Regions from separate parts of the Homo sapiens genome. Here region 1 is linked to region 2. A link is a loop called in an ENCODE intact Hi-C map of the cell type or tissue named here. Cell type or tissue: GM12878. All regions are shown on one strand. Links, peaks and the distances in the headings refer to the core of each region. The heading gives the core; the rest is flanking DNA. Region 1 overlaps ROBO1 (roundabout guidance receptor 1). Region 2 overlaps ROBO1 (roundabout guidance receptor 1).

Region 1 (16,948 bases), core at 3,242-11,241, 110 kb before region 2:
AGGCAAGCTTAGCAATAACTGCTAATTTTCTTCATCTCATGAAATAACACAAGCTCAGGAGTCGGACTGCCTCAACTTACTCCCCTGATATCTATAAGCCTCCATTTCCCTTTCTTTAAAGTGGATATATAAAATTATCATGGTCATTGTCATCATCATCATCATCCTCATCATCACCACCACCACCACAGTCCTCTCATTAGATTATTGAGGGAATAAAGTAAAATATTAATATAGCATAGAGCAGTGTCTGGCACAAAGCCTTGATAATGTAAGTTTTTTTATATTATTCTTCGTTATTAATGATGTTATTTTTAATGCATGGATAGCATGGATTCATGGATAATATGCATGAATAGCATGAATTCTCCTAACCATGTTTATGTTTCACCTTATTGGACTTTGCCACTTCCACATTACAAGTTACTTGTACTAACTGAACTGAGCCATTTGGCCTTAAATTTTTCTTCTTAAGAAGCTTGCCTTCCTCACTTTCAATAAACCTATCAGTGTCACCCTTTACCCCTGCCACTCCAGTCGCCCTCCAGCTGAAACCAAGATGGCGCTAGTTTCTCAAGTACTTAAGTACTCAAATATTTGTATTTATAGGTGACAGTGGTCACATCCTTGCCTTTTTATTTATTTTAAAATCAGACCTGTCTATCCCTTTATGTTAAAGATTTTTGTGTTTTGTTGCTTAACTTTTTTGTAATTTTCTGTATTATTCTCTATATTGTCAAGTGTGATTCAGCCTCTGAAATAGAGATTACGTTATTAGTTTTGTTAGATTGTTCTACCTTTTTATTATGCAAAGTTTGAATACTTGAATCTTATGGCCATTTAAATACAAAATGCTTCTTTGATCAGCATTATAGCAAATGTCCTGAACTCTGAGAATTGAGAAGCAGATTCTTTAAACGTCTTCGAGGGTTCTTTGCATTTGCATTTCAGCAATGAAGAAAAATATGGTGCATGTGGTAATTTAATTTAAAAATTGTTTTTGTGTTCCCTTTAGGAAATTAGCCTGTAGATGTGTGTATAGGGGGAGAAGGTGAAAAGAAGGGAGTGTGTAAACTTGTTCTTTAGTTGTTGTTACGTAGTTTCAAATTTCCCTTTCTCAGACATTTAGCTCTAATAGATAGCTGCGATTAGCACATTAAAACCTTTCCCAGTGACCTCAGCTGTTTTTCTTGTTTGAAAATGTAAAAACTCACTTTATTTCAGGAGTTTCAAGACTAGCCTGGGTAACATGGTGATACCCCATCTCTTTTAACAACTACAAAAATTAGCTTGGTGTGGTGGTTCACACCTGTAGTCCCAGCTACTTGGGAGGCTGAGGTGGGAGGATCCCTGGAGCCCAGGTGGCAGAGGTTGCAGTGAGCCATGATCATGCCACTCCACTCCAGCCACAGAGTGATACTTTGTCTCAAAAAAATAAAAAAAAAAGATGTGGTGTCTCACACCTGTAATCCCAACACTTTGGGAGGCCATGGCCGGTGGATCACTTGAGGTCAGGAGTTCGAGACCAGCCTGACCAACATGGTGAAACCCCATCTCTATAAAATTAGCTGGGCGTGTTGGTGCATGCCTGTAATCCCAGCTGTTCAGGAGGCTGAGGCAGGAGAATCTCCTGAACCTGGGGGGTGGATGTTTCAGTGAGCCGAGATCACGCCACTACACTCCAGCCTGGGCAACAGAGTGAGACTCCATCTTGAAGAAAAAAAAGAAAAAAGTAAAATTTACAAAAAGGCAGCTATGGGGCTTACTTTTACAATGTAAATGACTTTAAGTCAGCATCTCTGATATTTCTATAATTTTAAGATATTATTTTCCTAAAGCAAAATGCAATTTTAAACCCAGTACTAGCATTTGGTGGGATGTATGTGTGTTTGTTTATAGACGTGTGTATGATGCAAAAATGCTCATTATTTGAATACTGTAGGAGTGAAGGGAACACTTCCCCTGTCCTCTCTGAAGCTTCACTGTAATTAACTGACAATGGATGGATTAACAGGAGAAAAGGCTTACAAAGGTATTAATATGCAGGCGGGAAAATCATAGGAGAGTGATTACTCAATAATCCAATGAGATTTAGGTACTTATATACCCCTCTTCATAAAGGAGAAGGAATTGGGGTGTAGGTAATTCCGAGGGGTAGTAAATGATTATTAGGAGAAATCAGTGAGCCGAAAGAACACAGGATTGCCTGGGACAAATGTCCTCAGAGCTCTTGCGGGAGGTGATGACAACTTTTGGAAAGGCAAGAGGTAGAACTTTCCTGTGAACAAAGGTTGTCTAATTATGCAGATAATGTCTCCCAGGTAACCTCTGGGAGCTGCCCTCAGTAGAATACAGAACAAGGCTGTCTGGATGTGGCAACAACTTTTAGTCTTTTTCTTCTTGGGTGGTTAATCTTTTCTGTTTTTTATGAGATTCCTGCAGTGGGGGTTTTAAGACAGTTGGATTTCATTGGGAAGAAGTTTTTCTCAGATTCAGGAATTTCTAGGGAAAGTCCCTCACTGTGGGTGTGTTTTTGTGTGTGTGTGTGTGTGTGTGTGTGTGTGTGTGTGTTGGCAGGGGCCAGGGGATGGGAGCGGAGAAATGAGAGAAGGCTGGGAAGTCCTTGGTTCTGAGGCGGCCTTCAAGCCCTTCCAATTTATTTTAATCCAAAAGTGCTCAGTGTGACAAAGTGCTATACTTCGGGTATTGTTCTCTGAGCCCTGGTACTACTTTAAGGGTAGAGGAAAAGGGAGAGTTGTTTAATGAGTATATAGAGTTTCAGTTTTCCAAGATTAAGAGAAGTTTTGGAGATCTGTTTCTCAGTAATGTGAATATACTTAACACTACTGGATTGTCTATTTAAAAATGATGAAGATGGTAAATTTCATATTATGTTTTTTACCACAATTAAAACAAGAAGTTCAGTATTTAATGTAGACATAAGTGCTACTGCTTCCTGAGTTTTGTGTAGTGAATGTGGGGCATTTCTTTGTTATTTGAGATGCTGGTTGATAGTCATGTAAGAGGGTGATGGTAATGGGCTTTTGAAAGATTTAAATGAGAATTTGTGTAAGATCTTAACATTCATAGTCTATGACCCTTTATAAATGTGAACCATTACTATTATTTAGGGTACTATAAAATAAACTGTAATATACTATAATTTATTTAATTATGTAGAATGGCATATGATTAAGTATGCATACTCAATGCCCAATTACCAGCCATGTGAGCTTGGGAAAGTCGAATTTTTTTAAACATTTTATGCTCCAGTTTTCTCATTTCTATAATGGATGAAACAGTAATATCTATTTCATATCTTGCTGAAACTATTAAGTTAACACATATAACACATATCCCATGTTTTATACGAATGACTGTCATCATCCTCTGACTTTGATGACTTAGAATGTAACAACAGTTTGGATGTTGGTAGTAGTTTATAGTTTAAATTAAAATATTTTTAAAACTCACAAGTTATTTCCAATAATTATTTCCTCATAGTTAATATTATCTCTCTTTATGAGTTATCTTAGCTGTATTTACCAGGGGTGTAAGTTTTATTTATTTCCATGGACTGAAGTGTTTTGAGGAGGTTTATAGAATTACATATACCAAAGCAAGGGGGAAAAAAGACCTAGGAAACTAAGTTCCACATAAGATGGAAAGTTTGGTGGTGGTGGTGTTTTTAACTGAAGATCTTTCAACCAGTTTCCTATGCTACAAACACTAGTAGTTATTGTTACGGTGTTTGTGTTAAATGAATATCAGACTTCAGAGAAACAGCAATTTTACATGTGGAAACCTGTGATGAAGATAGTCAAGAAGATATTTAAGTTTTTGGTATAAAGAATATTCTCCTGTTGGAAAAGAATGCTTTATTAAAATGGTAACCTTGTGTATTTATATTTTTAAAATATTTAGAGTTTTTGTGTAGGTTCATGAAAGTAGTTGATTCCTCTTGAAGTTTTCATAATGCTGTGGCATGGTGACATTATGCCAAACACAGATGAAAGTTTGTATGTTGTTCGTATGGATGTTTTTGAGGTACATGTGGGACAGGAGGCAAGGAGTGGTGATTGTAATCCTTACCATCTGTCCAGACATCTAACATCCTGCTCAGTCTTAGAAAGGTAGGTCAGTTTCTTATAATTACAGTTTTGGGCTAATGTGCCTCTTTGAACATGCTGAATTCTTACTTAATGTATTGATTTTTAAATATAATTATAACATTAATTTAATTGAATATATGTGTTTGGAACATATGGTGTCCCTCGGCAAATGTTTTCTTAAATTATATGCTTGTACATGTATTAAAGTGTAGGAAATTATTGTTTTACTTGTAACATGCTCAAGGTGCGTTTTAATAAATATAAGGAATACCCTGAGGCAGGGAACAGGAAGATCAAAAGCTTTTTCTATTTTAGAAAGCAGTTTTATTACTGTTGATTATTAATTTAAGGATTTATTTTTGGCGGGTAAAATGACTAGGAAGGGTGTGAGCCCAAGTAGATCTCGTGTGTGTGTGTGTGTGTTTGTGTGTGTATTCATTTTCTTTCCTTCTGCCCGCATCCTGTCTTCTCTCACTTCCCCCTCCCACCTTTTTGTTTCTTATGCCAGGGGGCTTTCATAGACCCCCTTAAAACAGCAGAGCTCCCTCTGCACTCTGGGGACAGATTTCAATGAACATAGTGTTGTTTTAACTCTTTGGTTAGTAAAGGGGGTTGAAAGCTAAAGAAGTAAAACAGTGTCAGGAAAAACAGTCATCAATTTATAGTATCCTAAGTTTCCCCAAATCTCTGAGATTCTTAATATAAATGTGAGAGATCTTACTTAGTGATACTTTGTCAGAATTTTATCTACATTGCTGAGGAGACAGAAATCTTTTAACAGTTTCCTTAAAGGGACTGTAAATTTCAACAATTATTCAGTCCATTGCTTTCAGCACCTTTTGTTGCCTTATTAGTGTATGGAACAGCAGGGTTGTAACGGCAGGAAGAGCCTGTGCATTTTAATTAGCTCCAAAGACAGTGTGAGATAAAAGCCCGGATTTTTTCCTCATTTTTATTTCACGTTGGCTGATTAAGGATGCTATTGTAGGCTGAGCTGGCTTGACCTAATCTCAGTGACCACTCATTTATGGAAGGGGAATGGCACAAACTTGCTCTAGTTTTCTGAATGGGATTAGGAAAGCACTAATTAGCAAACCCTGAAAGCCATGAGGCATGGACAGGAACACAGCACCCGTCCATAAGAAACAAATGCAGTCTGGGGAAACATTCACCAATTGAACCAATTCATACTTGCATATATTAGGCACTTGGTGATGTGTTTTCCGTTTTTAATTACTTAACCATGAATAAGAGCCTGATGTTCCTCAAGCTGTACTTGATAATTAAATAAATACTTCTGCCCTGAAGGGAGATGTCAGAACTTGAAGAGTACTAATGTTGATAAGGAGGTTTGTAAATAGTTGGAGAATAGATTTCTAGCTGTATCTGACCTCAGCTGGGAGGGAGATGGTGGGAATACAGTCTACAGAACTTTAAAATTAACTCATTCAGTTTAAGTAAAGTCAGATTTTCATTATTGAGAGCGAAGATCTATTTTAGGATCATCTGGCCCTTTACTTCTTTTTTATATACTGTACTTCCTTTTAATCGTGCAGAATATTATGGAAAAAGTACAAGGCTCTGCACCAGCAGAACTAGACCTGGATGTGAATTGAATCCCTGTGCTGCTAACTAGTATGGGACATTAGGGAAAGTCCTTCACCTCTTTGAGTCTCGGTTTCTCTACCTTCAAGATGAGGATAATATTACCTACTTTATAATGTCACTGTGAAGCTTAGGGATAATATGGGCAATACTGTGTGTGGTGCCTGGCGTTCAATAAGGACTCCCAAAGTGCCTGTCGCCATTAGTATTATTAATACCAGTGTTGTCATTTCTCAGCATTTCAAACAAATGTAAAGCAGCAGTCTATGGAAGAAGTAAAAACTGAAGACACCTAGTCTAGAAACTTGGTCCAAGGAGGACAGGGTTATTTGGTTGAAAGGAGATTGCAAGTTACACATGGATTTCCCTCTTCATTTCTCCATCCCCCCACTACCTTGGTTAATTGAATTGGCCACTAGATGGAAGCATATATGTTTACTGGTTTTTTTAATCTGTGAACCAATAGGTCATTTATAATGTGTAAATCTGAAATCAAAATATCATCTACAGTCAATTCAATCTGATAATTTTTGAAATCTTTAACTAACTAGACTGAGACTCTTCTGTATTTGAAAAAAGAGCAAAAATAACTAAGATTCTGGAGCTGCATATTGCAGATTTGAATACATGCAGTTTATGGTTAATGTGTTGGTAATGTTTAAAAATAATTAGCAGGACATTTTGTCTTGCCAGTTTAGATGGCACTATTATAATTATTTTTAAATTCATTTATATACATTAAAACAGCTTACTATATAGATATTAAAAACATTAATAGACTGTTAAGTAGTTTTTCTCAGCCTACAGAGACTGGTGAGAGTTTCAGTAAGGTCCTAAGTGATCCTAATTACCAGTGTGAGCAGTAGTGCATACCTCAGTGAGTAGGAGTAAGGAACCTCCAAATGTGTGACACTAACATTGTGGTATATATTTCTAGGTGGATCAGGAGATTTTATTTTCTCATGGTTAGTTTCCTTTATACTTTCCATTATTTCTTTTCAGTGTAGCTTACGGAATAATCTTTTTTTTTAAAATATATATTATATATATATTGACTGCTTGAATCAAGATCCTTTGCTAATTGCTACAGTTAGAATATGAAAATGTAAAAATTTCTGTTCCTGTTCTTAAGGAGGTTACATTGCTGTTTGAGAGAAGAAAATAAATATTCTATTCAATTTAAGTAATTATTCCAGAGAACAAAGGAAAATGATTTAAAACATTTCAGGAAGAAATCATTTCAAGCCAGAAAAAGTTATTTTAATTAATCATATATCTTGAAGAAGAGAGTAAAAAGGAGAGTAATGGGAAAGAAAAGGAAATTCTAGGATGAGGGAAGTGTGTGAGTAAAAAGCAAAGCATGTGGGAATCTCAGTGAGTAATCTGATTTTTCTAAATTAGAGGAAAACTGTGGGAATTGAGGTTTAAAAAGATAGACTGAGATGAGGTTGTGGATGATTTTAACTGACAAGGTAAGTGGTTTGGGATTTAATCTGTAGAAAATTGGAAATATTCTGCTTAAATGGCCATAGTTATTTTACAAGAGAAAGAAGTGTTTTTTGTTTGTTTGTTCTTGTTTTTGTTTTTGTTTTACCAATTTTGAGTTTTGTTTTAAAGTTCTAGTTGAATCCCCTTTTCAAATAGCATGAAGAAATTTAAAGAAAATGGCACTTGGTGTTACACAAAGTTCTGATTTTATCATTGAAATGTAAGGAGGTAATACGTAGGTTTGCTATAATTTGTGCAGTTTACATGGCAACCATATATAGTGGTCTTTAAAGACGTTTTGGAGAAAATTAATATATTGTTTTTGCTCTCTTATGCATAGGGTTATCTCATGTGCTTTAATTGCTGGACTCATTATTAGTGTTCTCACAATGAAGGAATACACCCTTGGTTATATTAAGTGAAGAAAGACTTCAAAAAGGAATAGCTGTATATATAGTATATAGGTTCAGTTAGTTACTGATGAAAATACAGAATCAGCATAGGATTGAGATAGAACTAAAATTGGGCAAATGCTGCTGTAGAGAGACAGAAAAGGGCCAAGAGTTTGTTGACAATTAGTGAGGGGTTTGTGGGGTACCATAAAGGTAAGAATTGGCTTGTTATGTGCCTTAAGCCAGAAGCTCTGTCCGAAAATATAGGCTGCATGTAAATCTGGGCAGACAGAAGGCTGGAATCCTGAGGGATCTCCAGTCTCATAGGTTCCTGATAAGCGCAAAGACTCACCGGCACAGTGGAGACAGCCTCAGGTCAGGCTCAAGAAGTGGGTGGGCACTAACAGTACTAATGAAACTACATGATTTAGGGCTACTTTATCCTTTTCCTCTATTCTTCAGGTAACTGCTCCTGTCTGAACTTTGGGATGCAGGATGACCCTGAGTCTCAGTTGCATAGTATAGGATGAAGATCCATTTTTTTCTTGCCACTGTTATTTCTCAGTACTGTGCCTTAATTCTTTGCTCTTGATTTTGAGACTGCGCTTTCTGGAGCAGTTCTAACATGTGTATTGCACTGAGTCTGTTTTGCTTAGCACTTATTCGATGCCATAGCCTATTAATAGAATGAAGAACCAATTCTGATTAAACTTAGGATTTAGAAAACACAAAAACAAGAACACAATTAACAAAAGAACAAAATTAGGCTGACTTTTACGTTATGCTGTATATTTTAAGTATTTGTTGAGTAAAGGTCTTTATGCTGCCTTAAACCAAGTAAAGCATTTTCAGGATCAAAGTTGAATGTTAGGAAATAATGGTCTGCAATATCACATGAATATAGAAACATAATTATGTTCACCACTTAAGAGTTGGTACTTTTTTCTTCCTTTTTGTATTTGTTGCAGAATACCTTGGGCTATGGAAGAGGTGGACGAATTAATTTCAGTGCTTATGTAATCACATATTCAACAACTGTTTTTTCTTGACCTCAACATTGCTCATTTGCTGTCTAGAAATTTGTGATCTAAAAACTTTAGCTTTGAAAAGAAACTTATTAAAAGCTTGTTTTTATGTCTGGCTCTACTAAGTCTTTTCTACCTTATCTTTCATTTCCTCTCAGTGGTTATCCCCTCTCCCTTTTTTTAAAACCAGGAAACTAAGGTTAAGAAACTGGTCACCCAGGTTTACACAACTAGCTAAATGGCAGAATTGAGAGTCTCTCCAAGAACCAATTCTCATTCTTTTTATCCACTGTGCCCTCAATATTCTCTCTCAATATTCTCAGGAAGGCATACTGGCTTTATTTTTATGAAACCACTGATAAAATTGTTACCAAAGTTATTTTATCTGATCAAACTCCCCTTATATGTAAGCAAAGACATGAACATAGGAGATAATCTTTCACATGCTATGATATATTCAGAGCTAATTAGCATGTACACTTAACTGGCTTTTACTGTCAGAGCTGGTGTGGAAGATATTTTAGTTTAAGTATAAATTGAAGATATAAGAGTGAGATTAGTCTAAGAGACTTTTTAGAGGCAGGACCCGTTTCCTTAACCAACTGTTTTCTCTGTAGGGCTCAGTATCCTGCTTTCATTCCCATTTTAATAAAAATTCTAATTTACATTAGAAGGGCCCCAAACTCACCAGGAAAATTACTAATCAAATTAAACTTTCTGGCTCTGATTTAATTTGGCAGCATTAGTAGACATGGTCTTAGGCTCTTGGGGAAAAAATTATTGAACACTAGTTTTAGCTTGACTAAATGTAATCTAATATAGAATTTTACCTTGAGCAACCAAAAATTAAATTATTGTATTTGTATTTATAAATAGGGACTTTTAAATTTGGGGTACAATATTTGCTTGTCTTCATTTATCCATTCTCAAATGATATATCTTTGAAAAATAGGAATAGATACTGTTAGTTTATATTAGGTATGAAAACAAGAAAGAAAATCAGCAGAGGGACTTGGATAGAAAAACCATTAGATGTGATCTCTTCACCTGTTAAACCCAGCTGTCCCTTCTGGGATTTGGCTTTGTGTTCTGAGAACCATTTCTATGAAAATCTAACGAGGAAACTCTAAACTGCTGGTGACAAGAGTAGCCTATTTTACAAACCATGCAGTAACCAGGATCAAGTATCAGAGTACAAATTCATGCCTCTTTCTTTTTTTCGTATATTGAGTTTGGTGGCATTTCGTAAAACTATCTATCCTTCTATTGCCAAGCTGACTAATCGACTGGTCTGTTGACACCATCTGTCTAAAGAATCCACAGCCGCTACCATGAGTTTTGATTCGGTTTTCAATTGAAACACATTCCATCAAGAAAAGTGTCCTTTTTTTTCTTCTTCTTTTTTTTAATTTCCTAAGTCTAAAGTTCTGAATCACTGGAATTTCCCTTTCGTTCTCTCTCCCTCTTTGACATTGTTGAAACATATTCATTTAATGTTGTATTTCAAGAGAAATGAGTACCATGGACTTTATTTGTACACTAATAGAAATTGTTATATTGGCCCATGATGCAAATATAATACAGGATGCCTGTAATATTTGAAGATAAGTAATTTAGGTATAAGTTGGTTTAAAAATTATTCGCTAATGATGTTTTTTTTTGAAATTAAAACAGGAAGAATATTTTGCTTTAAGAAAAATGCTTTTGATTTGGTGAATACTTAACAGTTTCATTTTGGTAGCTCATCTACTCAGTCTTATAACTTTCTGCTAGACCAAAGTTGTACAATGCTGATTACGTATTTGTAAGGAAAATATGATACACACTCAAGAGTTTTGAAAATAATTCTCTAAGAAACTTAATGTGACTGTACTACATGTCCACCTCAGACATTATTGTTTAGAATAAAAACTTTAGAACAATTCAGAGAACCGATATATGATAAATATGCGATATTTATGTAACCTTTTTCATCTGAATAAATTAAATTTTTAGCTAACATTACTTCCTCAGTTCTCACTGAAAAATATGAAAAGTATGCCAGAATTTATTTAATTGCCTTGTATGCTTGGAAGTATATAGTAATCTGTGGTGATTGCAAAAAAGTTTACCTTCAAGCTGTTATTAACCTAAGAAGCTATATATATATATATATATATATAGCTTCATATATGTATAGCTTCTTATATATATTCTTATATATATTATATATAGCTTCTTATATATATAATATATATATAGCTTCTTATATATATAATATATATATAGCTTCTTATATATATAGCTTCTTGTATAGCTTCTATATATATATAGCTTCATATATATATATATATGAAAGGTATATAATTGAGTATTAGTCATAGATAAGAAGATAGGTCTTTTTTTCAGTACAAAGGGGACATGGATGATATTGGTCTAACAAGGCTTAATGGAAGACAAGGAGATAAAGAGAGCCTTGAAGGCAATGGAGAAGTGGAGGAGTGATAACATAAAATTTCTAGCAAGTTTTCCATGGTGACACAGTCCAAGGGAGGAAAAGCTGGAATTAATAGGGAAATTAGTATATTATGACTATTTCATTGCAAGCAAAAGAAACTCACGGAGTAACAACAAGACAGCAAAAACTCATTGACTCATTTGCTCAAGCCATAGAAAATGCATTGGCAGGATCAGACTTAAAAGCCAAGTGAAACTAATGACTGAGTGCCATCAGTGTGCTCTGGTTCTCTTTTCTCTGCTTCTTTTTGTGTGGTTGTTTTATTTTTCTACTTTACAGACAAATCTTTTTTCTGTGCAAGAGCAAACATGATGCTTGGCATCTCACAATCTAATAGCTTTCCCCTGCCAGCTCCAGGTAGGAAAATCCCAGGAAGGATTCCAGTTTCCCCAACATTAGTCATCTGTGTATTCTGGTACCAGTAATTGGTATCACCAGCCTGAGGCCTTTGCTTACCACTGTGATCGAGGAATGGAACCTGATATCTGAAAAACAGAGGAAGGGTGTACAGGCCAAGGACTTTCCCACTATCACCAAAAAATTGCCACCATGGGAAGTTTATATGTAGCTGAAGAAAATTTCTATTTGTCCCTTAACAATGAGGGGGAATGAATGATTTTAATAATCTTTTAAACCAATCCATGAAAGAAAACGAATCATGAATGGAATTAGGAATGCCACCCACTGTCTAATTTCTTTATATGTTAGTGAGCTTATAATACAACTCTAGTTAGTACAGCCCTGACCAGAGTTGTGTACATTGTTTGTTTTCAAATTGTAATATCATTGTCATAATATTATATCATCAAATTCTCAAAATGAAAAATTCTAGAGCTATTTTAAGGTAAATCCGTGGATCCATTTTTCATGTTTGTGAAAGGTATGATGTTATGATTATACTATGTAGCGTTGACCTGGTTTTCAAAGCACAGATGTTGAAAGAACTGTCCTGTTTGTTTAATAGACCTTCAAAGGTTTGCCTTTGACACTTCTTGGAAAATACTCAAACTAAGCCCTTTGTTCATGCAAGAAGTAAAAGGAATTTATAAAATTACACTGTGGACTGTAGTCATCTGTGTGAGAATTAACTCATATGACCAATGGCTATGTTCCTTGTTATGACTATTTATAAGGAATGTGTTTAATTAACTTTTGAGATATTTTAAAAGATTTAAGGCCGGGCGCGGCGGCTCACGCCTGTAATCCCAGCACTTTGGGAGGCCGAGGTGGGCAGATCACAAGGTCAGGAGTTCGAGACCAGCCTGGCCAACATAGTGAAACCACCTCTCTACTAAAAATACAAAAATATTAAGTGGGCATGGTGGCGGGCGCCTGTAATCCCAGCTGCTCTGGAGATTGAGGCAGGAAAATTGCTTGAGCCCAGGAGGCGAAGGTTGTAGTGAGCCAAGATGGCACCAGTGCACTCCAACTTGGGTGACAGTGCAAGACTCTGTCAAAACAAACAAACAAACAAACAACAACAACAACAACAAAAAAAATATTTAAAAGATGTCAGTACAAAGTATTTGATTTTTTATCTAACTCATACTATTGCATAGAAGCTCTTTTATTTGTCCATTAGATCTCTAAACGTTTTGGTTTTGTGTTAGGCAGGTTAGAGGTATATCAGGGTTCCTGGGTTGAGCAGTATGGTTGGCCTGGCCACTTTACCCATTTTATTCTTTTGAGGGTAACCCATTTTCCTGTAGCAAGACCTCCTTTTCTGTGTATCAGCAGTTCTCAGTCATTTTTTTAGGTTATAGTCTGGTGAATGAACATAGTTGGAGCCACACTTTAGACCTACCAAATCAGAATCCCTGGGTTGAGTCCTGGACACTTCTTTTTTTGAGACAGGGTCTTGCTAGGACACCCAGGCTGGAGTGCAGTGCAGTGGCACAGTCTTGGCTGTCTGCAACCTCCGCCTCCCGGGCTTAGGTGATCCTCCTGCCTCAGCCTCCCGAGTAACTGGGACTACAGATGCCCACCACCATGCCTGGCTCATTTTTGTATTTTTTTAGAGAAGGTTTCACAATGTTGGCCAGGTTGGTCTCAAACTCCTGACCTCAAGCAATCCACCTACCTCAGCCTCCCAAAGTGCTGGGATTATGGGCATGAGCCACCCACAGCTGGCCCCTGGACATTTTTAATAGGAATTTCCCCAGTGATTCTACTCTGAACCAAATCTAAGAAACTGCTTTTGTGTATTCTAGTACACTGTCATATGTGTATTCTAGTATTGTATGTGTATATTCTTTGTACTCTTAATTCTGTTGTTGCCACATATGAGGATACAGTGACTTTTTTTTTTTTTGCAATCTATACTAACAATAAACACTCAGAGATATCAACTATGGTGAGAAGAGCTTTGCTATCAAATGACCTAGATTGAAATCGTAGCCCTATTACTAACTGACTGAATAAACTTGGGTGAGTCACTTGACTGTATTATTACCCATATCCCTATGGTAAATGGGATGATAAAAGCATCCATTTCTTGTGAATTAAATGGGATAAATTATAATTGTTCTGGAAGATGATTTCCTTATTACCTCTGCAAAGATTTTTTTGTCATTTTAATAGTTAATTATTCTACTATTATGGTTAGTTTAGGTTATAGATTATTTTAATATTAAAATCCCTGGACAAGTCATTTGAATTCAGAACTTCTTAACCTATTTATTTTTCAGATTTGGGGAAGTGATAGTTAAACAACAATTATGATTTTAGTTTCTAAAACATGTAAATAAAATCTCACTTTAAAGTACCTTAAAATATGGTAGGGGTAGATATAGTTCACTGTTTGAAGGTTGGACGCCTGTGATAAAAGAGCTGTTTATATCACCCTGCAGTGTAGTATTATTCTAAATCAGAAATTATTTTGGTCTGTTTAGCCAGCATCAAAGAAGGAAAACAGAAAGGAGACATCGTTATGTGAACATATATTACCTAGTTGAGTAATTTTTTCTAAATTATTTAATCTGTGAAGTAAATATTATTATCAGTCCTACAGAATCATCAGTGCTGGGAAATCATTCATTTGAAAAGTATTTAATATATTCAAAATCAATATAATGAAAAATATATTCTCTTGAAGTAATTATTGTAAGTTTACTTTTTCTCTTTTTCTTCACCTTTAATGAGTCTTTGGCTCCTCTGTCCTCTCATTTTAAGAAATAAAATGTGCTCTAAAATATAAACTGGCACAATAACCATTTGTAGGTCATTCTCTTTCCCCTATGTATCCAAAAAGATTATATTTTAAAACTGCCAAAGTTTCAAATGAGAATAATTTTTATCTATCTTTTTGTTTTTGTGTGAAATATGTTTCAGTCGTAACTCACTGAGTATTTAGCAACATTTAATAATAAAGTAATTTAACTGTCTGCAAAAACCAGGTTCTTCAATTATTGTTTATTTTTAGTTTGATGTGCAATGGAAAATTAAGTTTGTGTCCATATGATTTTTGTATAAAATAATCCTTTTCATATGTTTGGCTTCTGGGTTTTTTGAAAGTCAAACTTCAGAAAATGTGAGGGATTAAAATCTCCACATGTGGCTCTGCCAGACACGTCACAATAGGCTGCTGTTTCAGTGCAACACATGCAGCATTGAGTAGGCGTACTCAGATGATACTGAACTTCCCAAGCAGATTGACTAAGAATGCCCAGGAAGTGGAGTTCACCATAGATTTATTTGATTCTACTAAGATTATAGTCATTTTCAAATACCCTGATCTAGAGTCAGGATAAAATATGTTATTGTCAACCTTACTCTGCTATCATGTTTCCAACATTCTGTGTCAAGTGATTAGCAATGTAACTAATATGTGATTCAAAATAGTTACTAGGAAAAGGAAATGGAAGTTAAGTATTCTTTTTGTTTGTAGACTTGTAGTGCTGTCTTCTACCACATTCACCTTCATCCTTTATGAATGTAGGGACCTGATTTTAATATTTGAGCTTCCATGTTGATAGTAGTTATAGGTTTAGCAGCCATTTGACTTGGAGAAACAGAGCTTCTAGGAATTTAGTAATTTTAAAAATAAACCATATATTTTATCAATTATAACTATCTTCTTATATTTAAGGGAAAAAGCGTTGTTTTCCAAAGAGTAGTTTATTAGTTTATGGAGCAATGCTTATGCAATAAGGTTTTGGGATCCACTCATATATACTTCAGCTTCACAAAAATCAGATGATTTCAGCTTACTGGAGTAGGATGAGACAGACAAGTTATTTACTAAAAATTAGACCTCAGACAAAGTACTTAACTATTTTGAGCCTTCCTTTCTAACCATCTGTAAATATTTAAAAATAGGAATATCATGGAGATTCATTAAGATAAAATACAGAAAACACTGGTGCCTATTTGTGCCTGTTATAAAATTCATCTTTTAACCTTACCAGTAATGAAATGTAATACAAAATTTACTGGTATATTATTTGAATGAAACCTATTTGTCAGCCAAGAAGGATGCATTGCACCTTGTAGAATACAAAAACTTATACTTTCTTATTTGTATTGTTATTGAATTGACCTAGAAACAACTCCTAAAAAAGAAAGAAAGAAGACTGAGTGAAATTTGGCCAAATTTGATTCTTTAATTTCTTCTTACTGCCTTTTTTTTTTCTTTTTGGAGACCAAAGAGTTGATCATTTTAAAATATCTATTTTATTTAAGAATATCTGTAATCTTAGCACTTTGAGAAGCCCAGGTAGGCAGCTCACTTGAGGTCAGGAGTTCGAGACCAGCCTGGCCAACATGGTGAAACCCCATCCCCATCATGGTGAAAGTAGCTGGGCTTGCTAATTTCACCATGTGAGTGGCGCACACCTATAATCCCAGCTATTCGGGAGGAGAATTGGTTGAACCTGGGAAGCAGAGGTTGCAGTGAGCCAAGATCGCACCACTGCATTCCAGCCTGGGAGACAGAGTGAGACTCTGCCTTAAAAAAAAAAAAAAAAAAAAAGAATCTATACAGTTCCTATAAAGTGACATGTTTTCCATTTCATGACTCCTGTGGCTCCCACCTGAGTGTTTTGTTAGCATTCAAGGTCCTTATAAAATTGACATAGAAAAGTGGTTTATCTTTAAAATTAAATTCCATGCCCTCTCCAATGAGATAACAAATAAAACTTGCAGATCTTTTGATACTTCTGTAACAGAACTTTAAAAATAAACTGTGTTTAAGATGAAAGATTGATTTCCCTCCACTCATAGTTTCTTAAACTGAAATGAAAACATTTATTTGTTTGCCGTTCTAATCTCAAAATGACTTGCAAGTTTATGATGTGTTCACCTTTGGAAGATGAGAGCAAGTAAACCTCAGGAGAATTATGACCTTAACTATATAGCCAGTTTGAAAATATTTCTCTTTGCCTTTCTTTTTTTAAAGATACCATTTAATTTCACCCTAATTTAAGACTAGTTATCCATCTTTTCTTATAAGTTAAATAAATCATTTTGCTGTATATAATGTTGAAATATTTTTATTAGATTTATGGATCTTTTTAGATTGTTGGTATTTATACAAGGGATTAACATTTTAAAATTAAAAAATACTAAAAATAAGGGACCGGCCCTACAGCTATAGAACTCCACAAATAATGAAGGAGGGTCATGATTGCTTGTTAGAAACAAAAAGGTTTTTAACAAGATACATCTAATGCTGTATGTCTCCTACTCCCAAGTTCAGTCTAAATTCGGGAAGACTTCAGTGCCCAGTTTCTTTCTCTCTTGGAGAAAGTGAAATGGGGAGTGTTAGATGGATGTGAGGCAAAACCTCAAAATAAGGTTTTGGAAGGAGGGAAGTTAGATTTTAGTTACAGG
Region 2 (16,948 bases), core at 4,344-12,343:
TTGGTTTTTGTAATTGCACTATTTTATTTATTTATTTGTTTATTGTCATCTGCTAACTATATAGGGAAGTAGGTACTTTTTACCTAGACTGTAAAAGGTGATATTCAACTTTTGGTCTACAGAATCTCCTATGAGTTTCCTATTGCATTGTTTGTGGTTTTTGAAAATAAATGAGAGTTTTAGATAGATAAGTTGCTTCACATACTCTATTTAGCTTAAGTATGATACTGTTAACTTTTTTATGATTGAGACAGTAACTTGTCTATTTTATTTTGGCTGGTTATTTCCAAGGTAGTTAAAAATACAGGTGCCCATTATGCAGTTTTTTTTTTTTTTTTTTTTTTTTTGAGATGGGGTTTCACTCTTTTGCCCAGGCTGGAGTGAAGTGGTGTGATCTCGGCTCACTGCAATCTCTGTCCCCCAGTTCAAGCGATTCTCCTGCCTCAGCCTCACAAGTAGCTGGAATTACAGGCACCCACCACCATGCCCGACTAATTTTTGTATTTCTAGTAGAGACGGGGTTTGCCATGTTGGCCAGGCTGGTCTCAAACTCCTGACCTCAGGAGATCCACCCGTCTCAGCCTCCTAAAGTGCTAGGATTACAGGCGTGAGCCACTGCGCCTGGCTGCAGTATTTTAAAATTACACATCTCACAGCTTTTTAGTATCTTGCAAGGTCTGTGGCATTTAGACATTGGAGTTTTGCTGAGGTTTGGGTTTGAACTGGAAGGTGGGTTTGGGAGTAAATTGTTTTCATTGTGACAGCCTGGATTACTCAGCATTAGAGTATTGTTGGGTTCTTGGTATTTTAAACAAGAGCATTCCTAAAGTACTATCATTTTTAATTGAGAACGATGGCCCTCAAGCAAAAGAAATCCTTAGTGAAAATTGATAAGGTGATGGGAGGATATGCATAGGAAACGTCATCCAGCAGGTTCAAGAGGCTGTCGGAAGCCAGATGCCTGCACAAATATATGCTATAGTCCCAATTTGGAAATCCTAAATAAAATGCATTTTTAGTTGAAGTAGGTGTAAAACTTTCAATGTGGCACAAAATTCAAGAAGTGTGAGACAATTTTATACTAATGTTACCTTTTCTCAGCTCTTATTTTTCTCAGCTCCAATAGCACATATTGGAGGCTCCTCCATGAATATGTTACTTTTAATTGTTGAATAATATTTCATTGTATGAATGAAAAGCAGGAAGGCTTACCTTGTATTCAAAGACACTTTTTAACTCTGTTTACAGGGATACTTTAGGAATGGTCTGAGAGATACTAAAATTAAAAATCTAGTTAGAAGTGTGCAATAATGCTCACATTACTTTAAACTATTTTAAAAGTTAGACCTGTGCTATTTTTTAAAATATACCAGACTTATTTTTCTTAAGTATTTCTTAAGATATCTGAATATCTGTTTGATTTTTTTTCTTTTTGAAATTCAGCCTAAGCCAATGTACTATTTTTTTTTCATTCAATTAGATTTATTTTAGGGATGTTTTTATTCTTGTTGTTATTTCATATCAGAGAATTGTTCTAATGAATAGAACAGTGTTCACTGACTTTCTTTTGTTATTCCATTGTCCTTCCATTCTCTTTCACATGGAAATGTTAGTTTTACATCAGAATTTCTTGTTCTCAATAGATGTATTCTTGGAGGTCTTAAAATGCTCCACAATAATTTCTTTTCTATGTTCTTTTTCATTTATTATACTTTAAAATGTGGATATTATATGTATGTCCCAAATTACCAAGTCTAGTATTACAAAATGTCAGTAACATTGATTGCTTTTGTGTTTATCATTTTAATTTTCATTTATCTATTTAATAAATTGTATTCACTGGCTACTACATGTCAGGCCCTGTTGTAGGTCGCTGGATCTAGCAGCGATAATACTTCTTGCTTATGTCCTATTGAATGTGCAGAGATTGTCGTAGACACCAAGCCACATAATAATTGGCCTTAAACAAACTCATGCAGTCACACCTAGTTAATCCCAAATGATGTTATTACACTTTGAATAAAGGGTCTTAATAGTTCAAATAGAAAAAAAAAAATCTAGTGGAATTTTAAAGATACACCTTTGGTTTAGAGTCTTCACGTATCTATTCTTGTATTTATCTGGTTTGACCAAATGTATTTTTGTATTTTAAATGTAACACAGCAGAGTTTTCCCAGGATGTATTCCTATAGACTATTCCACAGTACGTTCTTTACCATGTTTCCCGTGTTGACGTTGAGTGGTTGTCATCGGACAGCTGTATTAGTGACTGGCTTATTTAAGAGTATCTTGACTTTCTATTTGGTTTAAATGTGGAATTTTCATGTATTCTTATGTGGTTTTACTTTATCTCACATTGGATCAATTGAATTTATTATTCTAACAATCATCAGTTGTATCAATTGCAGTGCATTACGTGTGTAGCAAAATATTTGAAAGCCAAATGCTAATTTTTTACTAAATTTTTTACTACCTTAAGATGAACTTCTCTGAACTTATTAATAGACTATACGACAATCTCAATAAGCACAACACATAATCAAGTTAATTGGTCTTCATAAAAACAAGATATAATTATGGCTAAGTTGATACAGTTTTTTAAAGATTTTCTTTCTTCAAGTATAGTTGTCTCTAAATCCATGCACTAGTTTATGTTTGGTTACACTCTGTAGAACTATTTTGAATGCTATAAAATTTATCTTTCTTTTGAAAATTTTGCATATGTTACTATGCAACTTGATACTTTTCAAAACATGGAAATAGTTTTGAGTTCTGAAAATACAACATCATTCATCCTTGAAGATTATTATTTTTTCTTGACTACATAACTGTGAGTAACCTTTCCTTTCTATTCCTGGCACTTTGTGTTCTCTAGTCATTTTACTGTTCTTATAATGTGAATAAGTCTTGCACACTAATTCTGCATTCTTTATTGGTGAATCTTCATTAAGTAAGCCCTGATTTATATTTACTATGCTGATATAGTTCTTTTGGCAAATGATGATTGATTTCAGGTAACAAAATCTGACACTAAAGTAGATTTTAAATTGTACAGATTATACATGTGAAGGACTTACTAATAACTCCTTTTTCTTTTAGTTGTTAGTTCCTAACATGTGTCAGGTAAGGGCTTGATATTTTTCACTTTGATTCTGCTTTTAATCTCCAGGTGGGACAGATTTTCATGCTTCTCTCTGTAACGTTTTGCTTCCTAAAACCAAATTGAATGAATGTTCTGATGTTTGGAGACTGCCAGGATACTTGGCCAGAATTCTGATAGTTTTCAGTTGGCAACATACCCTCTCTTCAGTCTTTTTTGGACTGGTGGACGTTTTGTAAATATTTCCATAAGCTATTCCGAGTGCATGCAATTGATTTTTTTTTCTATTCTAGCTTTATAAGTTAGTAATCAGTGAAACCAGGTTACCCTAACTATAAGGCTTCATTGTTTTTCAATTTACATTTTATCTATATCATTTATATAATGTCACGATCCCAGACTTTATGGTTTATTTCTTCATTTTATTTTAATTGTGTTGAGTTTGCTTTTGCTCTCAAGCTTACTAATTGTCTCTCTCAGTCTTTCTCCATGTCATTTGATTTTTATCACAATTGCTGATCTACTATCCAGAAAACCTAATGGGTGTCATGATTTATGTTAGTGATTATTCCTTTCCTTTTCTAATCATTTATAATCTATTTTAAAAATGAATCACTTCATAAGAAGTCCGAAATTAGTGCCAAGATCATTTGTGTACAGACTGAAGACTCATCTGATTTTGTTTTTCAGAACTTTAAAATAAAAAATTTCATTTCCAAGTTTTGGAATTCTCTAATTTTCCCATGACTTTTCAGTAGATTTATGATAGTTTGGTTTAACATTGCAGTACAGTTCTACACACCTCATCTATGTTCAGATTTCTATCTTTAAATGTATGTTGAAGCTCTCATTTGTTACTGGATTCATTTATTTGTGCATTCTCAAAGTGAAACAGATGGGTGTTGAATTTGAATATAAGATTATTTATTTGAATCTAATAAATAAATAGAATAGAGGTATTTGTTTTGAGGTAACTATTATTGAGGTAACAATAGTCTTATTGTTATTTTGACAACATAAATAATTTGAGACAACTATTGTGGTTTATGAATTTTCACTGAGATTTTGATCTGTTATAGAAAAGAATTACTTATAATGGTTGATGCTAATAGTAAAACTGACTAACTTGTTAGTTTAAATTTTTTATATTTTAAAATTCTAGTTCAATTTTTTAAATAAATGTTTTTGAGCTAATAATTAGTATAAAGCAAAAGTAAACCATAATATAATGAATACTTGAAAGTGTATGACATAAAGTTTTCAAAGATTTATTTGCCCCTGCATTTTTAGCCTCTCTAGTACTGGTTGTTAAGACCTCATATTGTAACTATAATATATGTATTATTACGGTGTATTAGTATTATATACATTAGCATTTGCATTATAAGTTATAATGCAAATTTTGAGGTAACATTTTATATAATTTAAAATTAGTTTTAAGTTGGCTTTTAAAAAGTTATTAAAAGGCTATGAATTTTGAGAAAAAATTATCTTACCTCACCATTTTTCACAACATGGAGTTTTATGTGTGTAAAATAATACAGCATATTAATGAAATAAAGGTGTATTTTAATAAGCAGTTGCCTAGTAAACATTTATTTAGTACCTACTATGTGCTTGCTAAGTATATTTGCACTGGCTAAAATTCGTTTTCTTAGAAGTGCTGCAATTTGATACAGTGATTGAGTATATTTTAATACCTAATCTGATTCAATATATTGTTTTGAAAATGCAAGATGGAAAAATCTTTGCTTATGCCCGTTGCTCATACTTTAAGGTTAGTAATTGAAGTCACATATCATTAAAAAAAAAATCCTCTCTTTAAATTTCCAAGGGGGTATGTGATAAATGGAGTATGGGTTACAGAAACAAATTGAGTTTGAATCCAAATTTAGACAAGTTGCTTGATTTCCAAAGTCCTTGTTTCCTCAGCTGTAAAACTGAAATGAAAGTAACTATATTAGTCATAGTATTGCTGTATATATTCAGTGAGACAATTGAAGTGTAAACTTTCCAGCATAAAGTTATGGCCCAAATAAAAGTCACGTGAAAAGAAACAGATGAACACAGAAAATGAATATTCATTAACTCTTCAACTTTTCTTCCCAGGAAAGCATTTTTTAAAAATTTCCTAACCTCGCTCAGGAATATACATGATAGTAAGTATTAGTTGTTGAAGAAGTATTCCTTTATCATTTAATTTTATATTGAGCCCTTTATATGATTCAAATATTAGAAATTTTTGTAGGAATATTTTCCAAAATTGGCTTCGTATTTTTTATTTACTCATAGGTAAGAAGAGGTTTACTTGGTCGCAAGCACATGACAAGTAATTAAACACGTTCATACACTATCACTCTGGAAAAAAAAATTGGAATTCATGTTTTTGATGTTGTTTCAGCTGGGGTTTCAATTCATAGACAGAATTCTGTGGAGAATCCAGAAGTGAGATCTAACAGTTTAGCCAGCTCATCTATTTTCTTTTCGAAGGAAGAGATAGGACAAAATTGGATATCTCCAGAGGGAGGTCCAAGTACAGTGGCACAATGCATCCCCTTTTGACTGACGGAACTACCTGAGTTCCCTTGGAGAGACAAAGGAGGAAAGAAAAGTAGGAAGTAGAGAGAGGCTGACTGATTTAGAGACTTAAACATAACCCTTTAATATATAGAGGTGAGTTTTCAATATTCCCCCAAGACTGTTTTTGGGAGGGAAAAGAATTTAAAGTAAATAAAATAGAATATGGGATTCTTAATATTTATTCCACAAAGGGAAAGAAAGGAAAGAACATTATCAGGTAAGTCTTGTTTAATCCAGGCATTTTTTCCTTTTCTTAACTGTAAATGATGTACTATTTTTCCTGAGGTAAGAAATATAAACAGATTACAATTTGTAAATCTTACAAAGACCTATTCTTTTGAAACACCCTTACTACTTCATATTATAAGTATTTCTTCACTTAAGATTTCTGAAGTGAGAAACATTGTTTTGGGAATTACCAGTATCATGGGAATTTCTGTAACTCTTATACTCAAGCTATTGAATTAAATAAAACCTTGGAAGGACAAATGCCTTGATTTGTCCAGGGAGCTTACTGATAACGTGAGTGTTACAACCTGAAAACTCATCTGCTTTTAAATACCTAGGCACTGCCCCACTTCCTCCCTGACACTTTGTATTTAATTTTGAATTTTTAACTAAACAGAATTTCTTCTTCATTGTGCTTGTTTGATACAATGTTAGGGTTGCAAAGGCAGTTAATGATTGTTAGGAAAAGAAACTAATCCTTCTCACTGTCAAACATCAAACAGAAGGTCATCAACCTTGTAACAATAAAAAAAATTCTTTTGTTCTTTCCCAGTCCGTTAGGATTCCAGAATAGATTCAGATTGCAGCAGGGGAAGTTGAAACAAGAGCAGAGCTGGAAAGTCCAGACAAGATTATCAAACCAGACAATTGTGCCTTCCCCCAAACTCAGCGTAGCTGGGAGTCACTTCCCTATCAAAGCACGCAGGCAGTTCTGGGAAGGTTGTCTGTGTTCCCCCAGGAGTGGCCCTACTTACTGTAACATCAGTCAGGTTTGGTGGAGGATGGGTTGAGGAGAAATGGAGGGGGATGGTCAGAACAAGTAGTCACAGAAAAGAGTATTTGTTAGAAGTCAGAAAATTCCCCAGGCTAGAGTATATGTAATCACAAGTCTCAGAAAACAGTGATATGCTAGGCAACTTATGCTCACATCTTATAAAATAGTTGCAATAAAATAAGGCCCAGAGAGACCTAGACTCAACCTAAAGTCTCATATTGTCGATAACATAGCAAGTGACAGAAAAGCTCTTGTGTTTAAAATAGATGGGTCATGAATTTAAAGCAAAGACAGATGGTTTTCTTTCATTTTTATTGTGTGTTTTAATATAGTTGAGCATCAGCAGCATGATATTACAGCAATAGGTGGGGTAATTCCACTTTTAGGTAATAGATATAGAAATTCTTAAATAGGTCTGTGTCAGACCAAAATTTTTCATTAGTTGGTTACTTTTTTATAAAACCAGAAACCTAGCTTTACAAATTCTTTTTTTTTTTTTTTTTTTGCTGTGAAAGCTTATAAATGCAAATAATGTCTTTTTCTAGTACTGAGCGCTATGAAAGGACAGTAGATTCAAAAATTTAACTTGCATTCTTTTCACACATTGTAAAAACAGAATTAGAAAAATATAAGTATAATACAAAGAAAATTGTGCAAAAGTAGCAACCTAATTTTTATCAGATCCATAGTAAAATGTATGTCATCTTATTTAAATTAAGTAGCACTGTGAATGAAAACACACACACACAACATCATCTTGTAGCAAAATCAACTGATGCCGTAGGAAATTAGAGCTAAGATCAGAAAGCTCCGTTTTTCATCCCTTAAAAGGAATTTAATAAACCAATAGAAAGGATGAAAACCTAAAGCATAAGATGAAAATCTAAAGCTCAGTGTATTCTAAATTACATAATAAAAATGAAACTGACTCACATGAAAAACCACAGACCTTCCTAATGACTGGCTCTGAGAAATGTGGGCTCATATGTAGGGTTACAAAGGTAAACCAGGCTTTATGACACTTCCCTGTGCCGCTCTCCATCCCTCTCCAAACATTCACACTCGCATGGGCATCAGTGTCTTCACATGGCTTTGGGTTTGCTTTCTTTCAGAAGGTGACTCTTGGAATCAAACAAGCAAGTGCAGGTTTTCTTAACAGAGGTGATGCAGCATCTCGTATTTTTGATAGCACCCTAACAGCTAACGAGAAATGTAATTTACTGGGTGCTTTCTATATTCCAGGAATAGACCTAGTACTTTACATATAATATATTACTTGCCCTTTAAAATAATTTTATGAAGCATGTGTGGTTATTTTTATTCCTATTTTGCATATCTGGAAACAGGTTAACAAAGGAAAGAAAATTTCATCGAGGCCATGTAGCTAAGTTAAGTAGAGGGCCAGGTCCAAAGATTCAGGTACTGTTGGCTTGTGACACTTCTCGGTCTCTGCTCAATGGTTTTTCTTGCTAACAGTATTTTGAAATTACCTCAAAAGCCTTGTGTTCACTCCCAGAGGATAAGTCCTGATTGGCTCAGCAATTTTCGCAATCCTTTTAAAATCCTTGCCATTGATGATGGGCTCAGCCATGATTCCTGTTTACAGAGGAAGTTTGTTCTAGTGCTTCTGGGAAACATTTCCTTTTGGTAAGGCAGTGCAAGGGAAAGCCTTTTATTCCTACCAATTTCTGTCCTTTTGAGGACATTCTTGTGTAAGAATCATTTCTTCCCTGTAAGGCAATGCAAGAGAATGCTTTTTTACTCTTAACCTCTTCTGTCCTTCTGAGAATACTGTGTGAGAATGAGATGCTTCAATCTGCAGGATTCATCTTTTGCTTACAAGAGGAAACATGGAAAACACACTTGCATGTAGAAGTCGTAAGTGAGAGTCTGGGAGCTTGAAGATAGTATTGAGTATCAGAACAAACCCTAATATCAGCAACCTCTGGAATTATTACTAACTTAACTTCATTACGGTATTCTGTCACTTTTAGGCAAATGGACGGGGTTGGGTCAGGACCTCTAAGGCAAATCAAGTGAACAAACCATGAGAGAGACAAAGGTGGTATACAGATTTGGTGCAGATGAAAAATAACAGTGAATACAAATGAAAGACAAAAATGCTCCTTAAAAATAAGATTGTTCTTTGCTTTAAGTTTGTGACCTATATTTTCCATAAGATTTTGTTTTCTGTTGCCATGGTATCAACTTATTTCCAAAAGCTATAGAAAGGCCAGGTGTGGTGGTTCTTTGAAAACCATATTATAAAATGCAATCCAAGTTTTTTAAAGTTAAGGAAGAATTTGAGGTGAAAGTTAATCTTAATTGTAACAATCACCAATAATTTCTAGTGCTTACTATGTGTCAGGCACTGGTTTACATTTATTAATTTACTAAATCCACAGAACAATTCAGTGAAGAAGGTATTACTAATATTCTCTCTTTGAGATTATGAAACTGGGGCTGAGGTAGTTTAAATAAATATGCCAGGCCAGGGGTGGCGGCCCATGTATGTAACCCCAGCACTTAAGGAGGCTGAGGCAGGAGTATCACTGGAGCCTAGGAGTTTGACACCAGCCCTGACAACATAGTGAGACGGCCTCTACCAAAAATTAAAAAAAAAAATTTACCTGGTGTGGAGGCGCACTTGTGGTCCCAGCTACTCAGGAGGCTAAGGAGAAGGATTGTTTGAGACCAAAGAGGTTGGGGCTGCAGTGAGCCATGTCATGCCACTGTAACTCCAGCCTGGCAACAGGGTAAAATAAGCCATAGAAAGCATCTGAATCCTTGAAAGAATGACCAAATGTTGATGAGCTATACACTAAAGTTACTCCTCATTACATTGTTTCACTGTAGCATACATAAAGAAAGATCAACGTTTGTTTAAAATGTATTGTTTGTGGGTAGAAAGCAAATATAAAATTTTAAAACCCTTATCACAAAAAAATGTTGGTTTAAATGGAGTCAACCCATATGATATTACACATAGGTTTAATTACTGGGTAAGTTGATCAGTTAAAGAGGCAGATGAATTCAAATTTTTTACCCCTAAAAATATTGGGGTTATAACGGTGATAAAAATTTGAATAAGGTAAATAGTTAAACTTCAATTTCATTGAATTGTTTGTTGCAATAAAAAAGTTTCTTAAAAAAAACTATAATGCTTATTTGTCCCAAGTTAAAATTTTATTTAATTTTTTTATTCTTACTCTAAAGCAGAAGTAACTACATAACTTATTGTCTGATAGCAAAAATTCCTTATTGATCAATATGTTTAACATCACTTTTTGCAAACTTGAGAAAATAAAAAAGTTTATAATACAGACATAAGTTGTTCTTGTTCTATCTACACTTCTTTAAAAAATAACAGGTTACATATTTAAAGGGGAATATTGCCTTTTTGACATCTACATACCCATTGTTCTTTCTAAGCTTTTGTTCACTAGCTCAGGCTGAGAATGGATAATTATATGTAATGGAAGACAGCTGTGATGTACCAAGTGTGTTTTTTTCCCCTTTTATGCTGTGCTTGAGTGCATAATTCCCTTCCTGCTTCAGTGTTATATAAGGCTCAATTTTCCTGTGTTTATTTTATCCTGAAATTTTAGCATGCGGATTTTAACAATCAAAATCAATTATAGTTTTGTCTCTACCTTTGGCTAGTGCCTTAAGTTATGGATTAAAGTGTGTGATCTCTAATACCAGACTATGTTGTTAAAGAAGGTGATAATTCTTCTGTGTATATTAAAAGCGATGCCACTATTTAAAGAAAAGACAATAACATTTTAAACACATATTAAATTTATTTCTGTTATTATTTAAGTAGGGTATTGGGTAATGTCAACTTTTTTGGTAGTCTTTTTTTTTCTTTTTCAATTCCAAATTAGAACTTGAATTTATTTTTTCATTAAGACCTCCAAGGTTTGCACTGACATCATTCATAGTATTTAAAGTAATCTTGTTACTGAGTATGTTGCAATGTTTACCATATTCATTTTCTTCTGTGCTCTGATCTTTTCAGTACATTACTGAAATAGGAATATGGTATTATCACATCTTGGCAGCTCCATGTGCTCCCTTTCCTCATGCCCTTAATTCTCTCCATATACCTTACGTCAGTAGTAATTGGGTAATTAGGCAGAAATGCTGTCGCCTGAGTAAGGGTGTAAGAAATGTCTCATTGAACAGAATAATCTTTCTTTGTACTCATGATTCATTTTTGATATGCTACAACTCTATCAGCAGGGAAACTTTCCTCCCTGTCGAGATTCTAACAGGCCTTTAAGACAAGAATAGACGGAGAGGTTCTGTTATTAGTCTCAATTCTGAGGCAAATTGTGTTATTCTTCTATAGTCACATTTTCTGCCCCACAGTATGAGATTTTCGGAGATGGCAGAAAAGTCTTCTGTTGAGGGTTTTATGAATCACAAGATAAGGGTTCTATTGTGGGCCACTTGAAGAAAATTTGTAGCTGATTTGGCTTTTAAAAAAGCTGGAAGGCATTTCTGGAAGTCTGAAGAGCTCACTGGGTTATTTGGTTTCAACTCCATTTTGATGCAGTGTATAGATATCCGGAGCAAAATGCCCTTCCGTGGAGAAAATTCTGTTTCTGGCTATCAGTTGCATCATGATTCCCAAGCAAATAGCTGAGTAAAAGAAAACATCCCTTAAAGACTCTACTGCATTCTTGTAATAAATCACAAAAACATTGGTATCAGCTTTCTTAGTCATTCTGTGAGACTATAGTTAAGAATATTTCCAGATGTGTCTTACTGAAAAGAAGGTAATTTTCTTTCATGCACAAGAGATCCTTTCTTAACATAGAAGGGGAAAAAAAATCAAACACTTTTTAGTCCTCTGCAGGTGACAAAATTTCAATTTCCTGTATTCTTAGACTGCTAGCATTTTGCTCTTATCCCATGAGAATGAAAGGAGATATAATCATAAGTCAACAAATACTTCTAAGGTAATAGAAATGAAGGAGGCAGTTTTCCAGTTTCCTGACAAGGTAGCTTCATGGAACAATAATCTGAAGAAAAGAATGCACAGGAATGGAACTGATTGCTTGGGCTTGCGGTAAAGAAACGATCCCTTCAAATATTCAAGTTAAGGGCAACGAATTTCCTTAATGAAATACTGAGTTGTTATCCAGGATAAACAGAAACTTCAATGGAAATAATGTCCCAATTTGTCAAAATTAATGATAGACCAAGTCTTTCAAATACAAATGGCAAACGTAGTGGAAATTTTTGTCTTCTTGTAATCGCATTCTTGGTTAGTGGTAACTGAAGCACAAATGGATCTATTACAGTCTAAAACTCTCCTGCGTAAATTGATGCTACGTGTAGTATCACAGTGTGACACCAGTAGAGATCTTTCGTGGTCTAGAATTACAGACTATATTTATTTTTCTCTCCCATTATCCTACTCCTGCCCCTCTATTCTCAAGAGATAAATGCAATATAGACAGAGCCTTATATGAACTATCACTATACATCTCCATTTTAAAACCATGTAAGTTAAGGTGTGTCTGTATTCCCCAAGGATTATGTGAATACTTACTAAACAATATAAGAGTTCAGAGATTCCCAAATGTATTTCATTTTAGTCACCTGGACTACTATGCAAATTTACCCTACAACAATGCATTATTACAAAATATATCTCTGGTTCTAGCTCTATATAATATTAGCTTCTTTATTTTATTATTTTTTAAACCATGTACATTCAAGGAAATGGCATGGGAGGGTGCGAATGGAAAGAAGGGTTCTATAGTCTATAAATTTGGCAAATAGAGGCAAAACAGATTTCTTAATGGTGGCATTTAGCAGTCCTATCTTCTCTACCTTATTTTGGGCAAGGCATCCCTTTTTAGGCACTGGTGATCCGAGGGACACCCATGGGAAATGCTGTCCTGTATGAATTTTTTCACTCACACAAATATTAGTATTTATAAACAATGAAATAGTTTTCTAAATGCTCTATTGCTTTTGATTGACAAATGATTGTTATTCATCTATAATAATTTTGTAATATTGTTGTCTTTTATTCCCTTTTCCTGTTTTAAATTTAATTATAAGCAGACTGACAATTACAAGTATACAAATATTCATATAAAATACAAAGAAAATAAGTATGTTTATTTTCCATCATGCACAATATTTTGAGTTTGCTTGATGAACATGAGACAGATTTTCCAAGAAATATCTTTGTTACAGTTGAATTTGGCTGAATCCATCTGTTACATATAGATATTGATACAGATATTAGGAGATCTATATGTATATCCTCTATTCGAGAGCTATGTCCAGTGTTTGAATGTAAGGCTAAATATACTTTATATTGGAATGTTGGTTTGTCAACTAAGGAGTCTTGTCCTTTTGAGTTAGCAAAGTGTAACTCTAATGAGCTGTAAATGTATAACTGTATTATACAAGACAATATGTTATATGTATAGTAAAAAAGAGTTCATCCATGGCCAGGCACGGTGGCTCATGCCTGTAATCTCAGCCCTTTGGGAGGCCAAGGCAGGAGGATCACGAGGTCAGGAGATCAAGACCATCCTGGCTAACACGGTGAAACCCCGTCTCTACTAAAAATGCAAAAAATTAGCTGGGTGTGGTGGCAGGCACCTGTAATCCCAGCTACTCGGGAGGCTGAGGCAGGAGAATCGCTTGAACCTGGGAGGCGGAGCTTGCAGTGAGCCAAGATTGTGCCACTGCACTCCAGCCTGGGCGACACAACGAGACTCCATCTCAAAAAAAAAAAAAAAAAGCGTTCATCAAGCCATGAAGTTTTTGTGAGACATTCTTAGGTTAAAACTAGAACAACAGATTTATGTAACCCCAAATGAGTAAAGCATATGGTGGTGAGAAAATATTTTATCATTTTGATATTAAAGTATACTCACTAGTTGTGATAAAAATCAAAACAATGTAGCATTTTCACCACAGAAGTATTGCTGTGACATTTATGGCAATTTTCACAGCAATTTATTGTTATTTATTTGGCATTGATTATACATTTTGTTCCAGTTATTTGTTTTTCCCCTAAGTACTGCTCAAAGGGATCTGTGGTTGAGTACTCCAGTTCAAATTAATAAGTCAAATATGAAGACATACATCCTGATCTAAACAGTTTCCCACAAGCCAGGCAAAATAGTTGTGTAGTATCACCAGTCCAATTCAAATAATGTATCACATTTGAAAATGAGTGAATGGTAATGCAAAAATAGAAGTCTGTTTTAGTAAAGATATTGCCACCAAATACAAAAAAGTAGCGATCAAACGTGAAAATTTATCAGGTGAAAGAAAATTATAGCCATTTTTTCAAACCATTTATAATCACGAAGATCTTATAATTAAACATTGGGTAGTAGTAACCCTTTTTCTTTATACTTCTTTTTTTCTTGCTCTCCTCTGAAAGAAAAATCTTTTTTTTTTCTTGTGTACAAACAGGGTTAAACTAGAGAGGTGACTTAAAAAAAAGTTCTACAAAAGAACATAGTGTATGTATGTATATATACACACATGTGTATATATGTATATATACATACATGCATTACAGTTAAGATGAGAGGTATAAATTCTCATGATATTACCATTAGATACTAAAATGGTTACATTTAATTCAAAATACATGTATTTACTTCATCCAATTTTGAAAATGAATTTCAAGGTTAATTTAACTTCAATTTAGTAATTAGGAAATTAATCAATGTTCAAATATTATGCATTGCTTTGTAAAAAGTAATGCCTTCTTTATTCCCTTTTTTGTGTCTGAAAAATATATTTGCATGTATGCCATCTTATAAATTAAATGTTATTAAAATTACTAAGGTATAGGACCCTCATGTATATGCTTCCTTGGGGATATGCTATATCAATTTATATAGAAATTCCATCAAATTAAATTGCTTCCACTAGGCAATTAATTTGTCTTCACTTTAATAAACATTGTGGATGCCAGAATTATTTCTTTTGGCTAAGAGCTACCATCATTCAAGGCAAAGGAAAGAGTTCAAGAAAAGGTAAATGGCATTCCCTTATAAGCCATGAAGCCAACTGTTTGTTTTGTTTGCTTGTTTTTAGGAGGAGAGGGATGAATAGGATTGATTAGTGTGGTTTGGAAAGTAATAAGTTAACATATTCCTCCTGATGAAGAAGGAGTAAATGTAATTGTGAACTACGTAAATAGCATAGAAAGCAGCAAGCAAGCTATCTGAAGGCCCTTATATTGCTATGATGGCAGTAATCCCTTAGCACTTTACAGGCAACAGGTTGCTGTAACAATAAATTTTAATTGCAGAACATAAAAAGTTATGTTATTCTCAGCTGAATCAGTGTGCCATGAATTCTTCCATACTATCCCAGATGAGACATATGTCAATCTAGCACTCACCAAAAATGATTTTGACGGTGGAGGGACTCTCCCATCCCTAACTCTTTCAACTCCTGGTAGTTGGACCAGAAATAGCTTGCAGTGCAATGCCGACTGCATTTGTTGGGTATATTTTGGCATATTTCCCTAGCCTTCTAACTAAAAGCAGCTGAAATTTAACTGAAAGAACATGGTGGACTGAAACCAAGTATATGAAATTTCAGATTCAAAGAATCCCCTGAAATGAAGAAACTATAAAACAAGTGTAATTTTTGGCTTTAGTCCTGCAGTTTCTGAGAGGAGCTGTTGGCTCAGTGGTAGGGAGATTACCTTCCCCAACCCCATGCATGCAGTTGACAGTCCCTCGGCAGAACCTCCTTTGCTGGCTTACCCCTGGCTAGGTTTCTGCATTCACACGGTTTCTTCACACATAGTTTGCACATTTCCCCCCTGGCTGCTCCTTCCTGCACTTAGTTGTAAAAATCTGAAAGTTGGTAGGGAAAAATACAAGTATGGGCTATATAAAATAGGAGAGAGTTTCAGTGGATGTCATAGGCTCATAGAGTTCTAAATGGATCAGATATTGATAATATTTGTCTCTAAATTGCCTGTGGCCTGTACCACTCACTAGGTGTGAGACACAGGGCACGTTAGTGAACTCATTTTTCCTGTTTCCTCATCAGAACAATAGAGACTTAGAGAGACCATTCTATGGGTTTACTGAAAGAATTAAATGAGATATGCCATACAGAACATTGCCTGGTTCAGAGTAAGTACTCAATAATGACTTTCCGTAATCACTGTTGTTGTTTTTCTAGATATTAAACTGCTATAGAAGTAGTCAGTTATTTCTTCTGAAAACTGGATCTTATTAGGGCAGCATTAGCTTAAGCTTCATTAAATAATGTCTTCAGAATTCAGAGCTGGTCCTTGATATTTCTAAGCTGCTATTTCTCAACTAATTGGAGTAGAGAAAGTATGGAGGGGAATTTAGGGAAATGGTGTATCAGAGTTACCAAAATGACATGATGCTCTGGAAATTCTGATATAAACATTCCTCACCCAAGTACTACCCTCTGCTAATTGCTGAGAGGTTTATATCATATCTCTGAAGTATCTTCAGGGTAGAAAAAAACTAAGGACCATATTTATAAATGATTAACTTTTAACATATTTAAATTTACCAAGGCTTTCCTTGTTGTTGACTTTTCATGGATTAATCAATCCTATGGTACTCTAATACACTCAGATCCTCACATCCTTGACAGTACTTCTGCTTTTAATTTGTTGTAGTATTTTTCTATTGCTGCCTTCACAAATTGCCACAAATTTAGCAGTTTGAAACAACACAAACTTAATATCTTACAATTTATGTAGGTCAGAAGTCTGAGCGGGTTCAGCTGGGTGTTTTGCTTAGGGTCTGATAAGACTGGAAAGAAGGTGTTGATAGGGCTGCGTTCCTTATTCAAGGCTATAGAAAAGAATTCACTTCCAAATTCATTCAACTTGTTGGCAGTTCAATTCCTAGTGGTTATCAGAATGAGTTTCCTATTTTTTTTCTCTCTCCTGTCATTCAGAGGCTGGTCTTTTCTCCCTAAAGATTGCCTTTATGCCTTCTCTTGCTTTCCAGGTGGCTTCACTCCAGCCAAGGTGGTTGAGTCTGTCACACTTAGAGCCTCTCTGACTTCTCCTTTTCCTCCATCTTGGGGTCTAATGCAAGCAGAGAAAATTCTCTGCTTTTAAGAGCTCCTGTGATTAGATGGGGCCCATCTAGATAATCTAGCCCACTCTTCCTATCTTAAGTTCGGTAACCTTAACTACATCTACAAAGTTCCTTTTTTTCATGCAAGCTAGCATATTCACGTGTTCTAGGGATTAAGGCATA

What was found. Peaks named below come from ENCODE experiments on the same cell type or tissue, not always from the same donor. Only the 100,000 strongest peaks of a DNase experiment are listed, where the experiment ranks them.
Region 1: a loop joins it to region 2, with 2.4 times the contacts of the local background. A loop is called at or near these places in 2 of 110 quality-filtered maps.

What each region holds. Positions count from the first base shown.
Region 1 is chr3:78,967,412-78,984,359 of GRCh38, reverse strand. The region is part of intron 3 of ROBO1 (roundabout guidance receptor 1); the gene reads left to right. Among named protein-coding and RNA genes, the nearest start is that of MIR3923, 530 kb to the left of the region's middle. In GM12878, for the core only: no CTCF peak of the experiment used is centred there; no DNase peak of the experiment used is centred there.
Region 2 is chr3:78,861,983-78,878,930 of GRCh38, reverse strand. All of the region lies in intron 4 of ROBO1 (roundabout guidance receptor 1), which reads left to right. Among named protein-coding and RNA genes, the nearest start is that of MIR3923, 640 kb to the left of the region's middle. RefSeq lists a silencer at 2,738-3,032. In GM12878, for the core only: no CTCF peak of the experiment used is centred there; a DNase peak (open chromatin) is centred at 7,678; H3K27ac peaks cover 255 bases.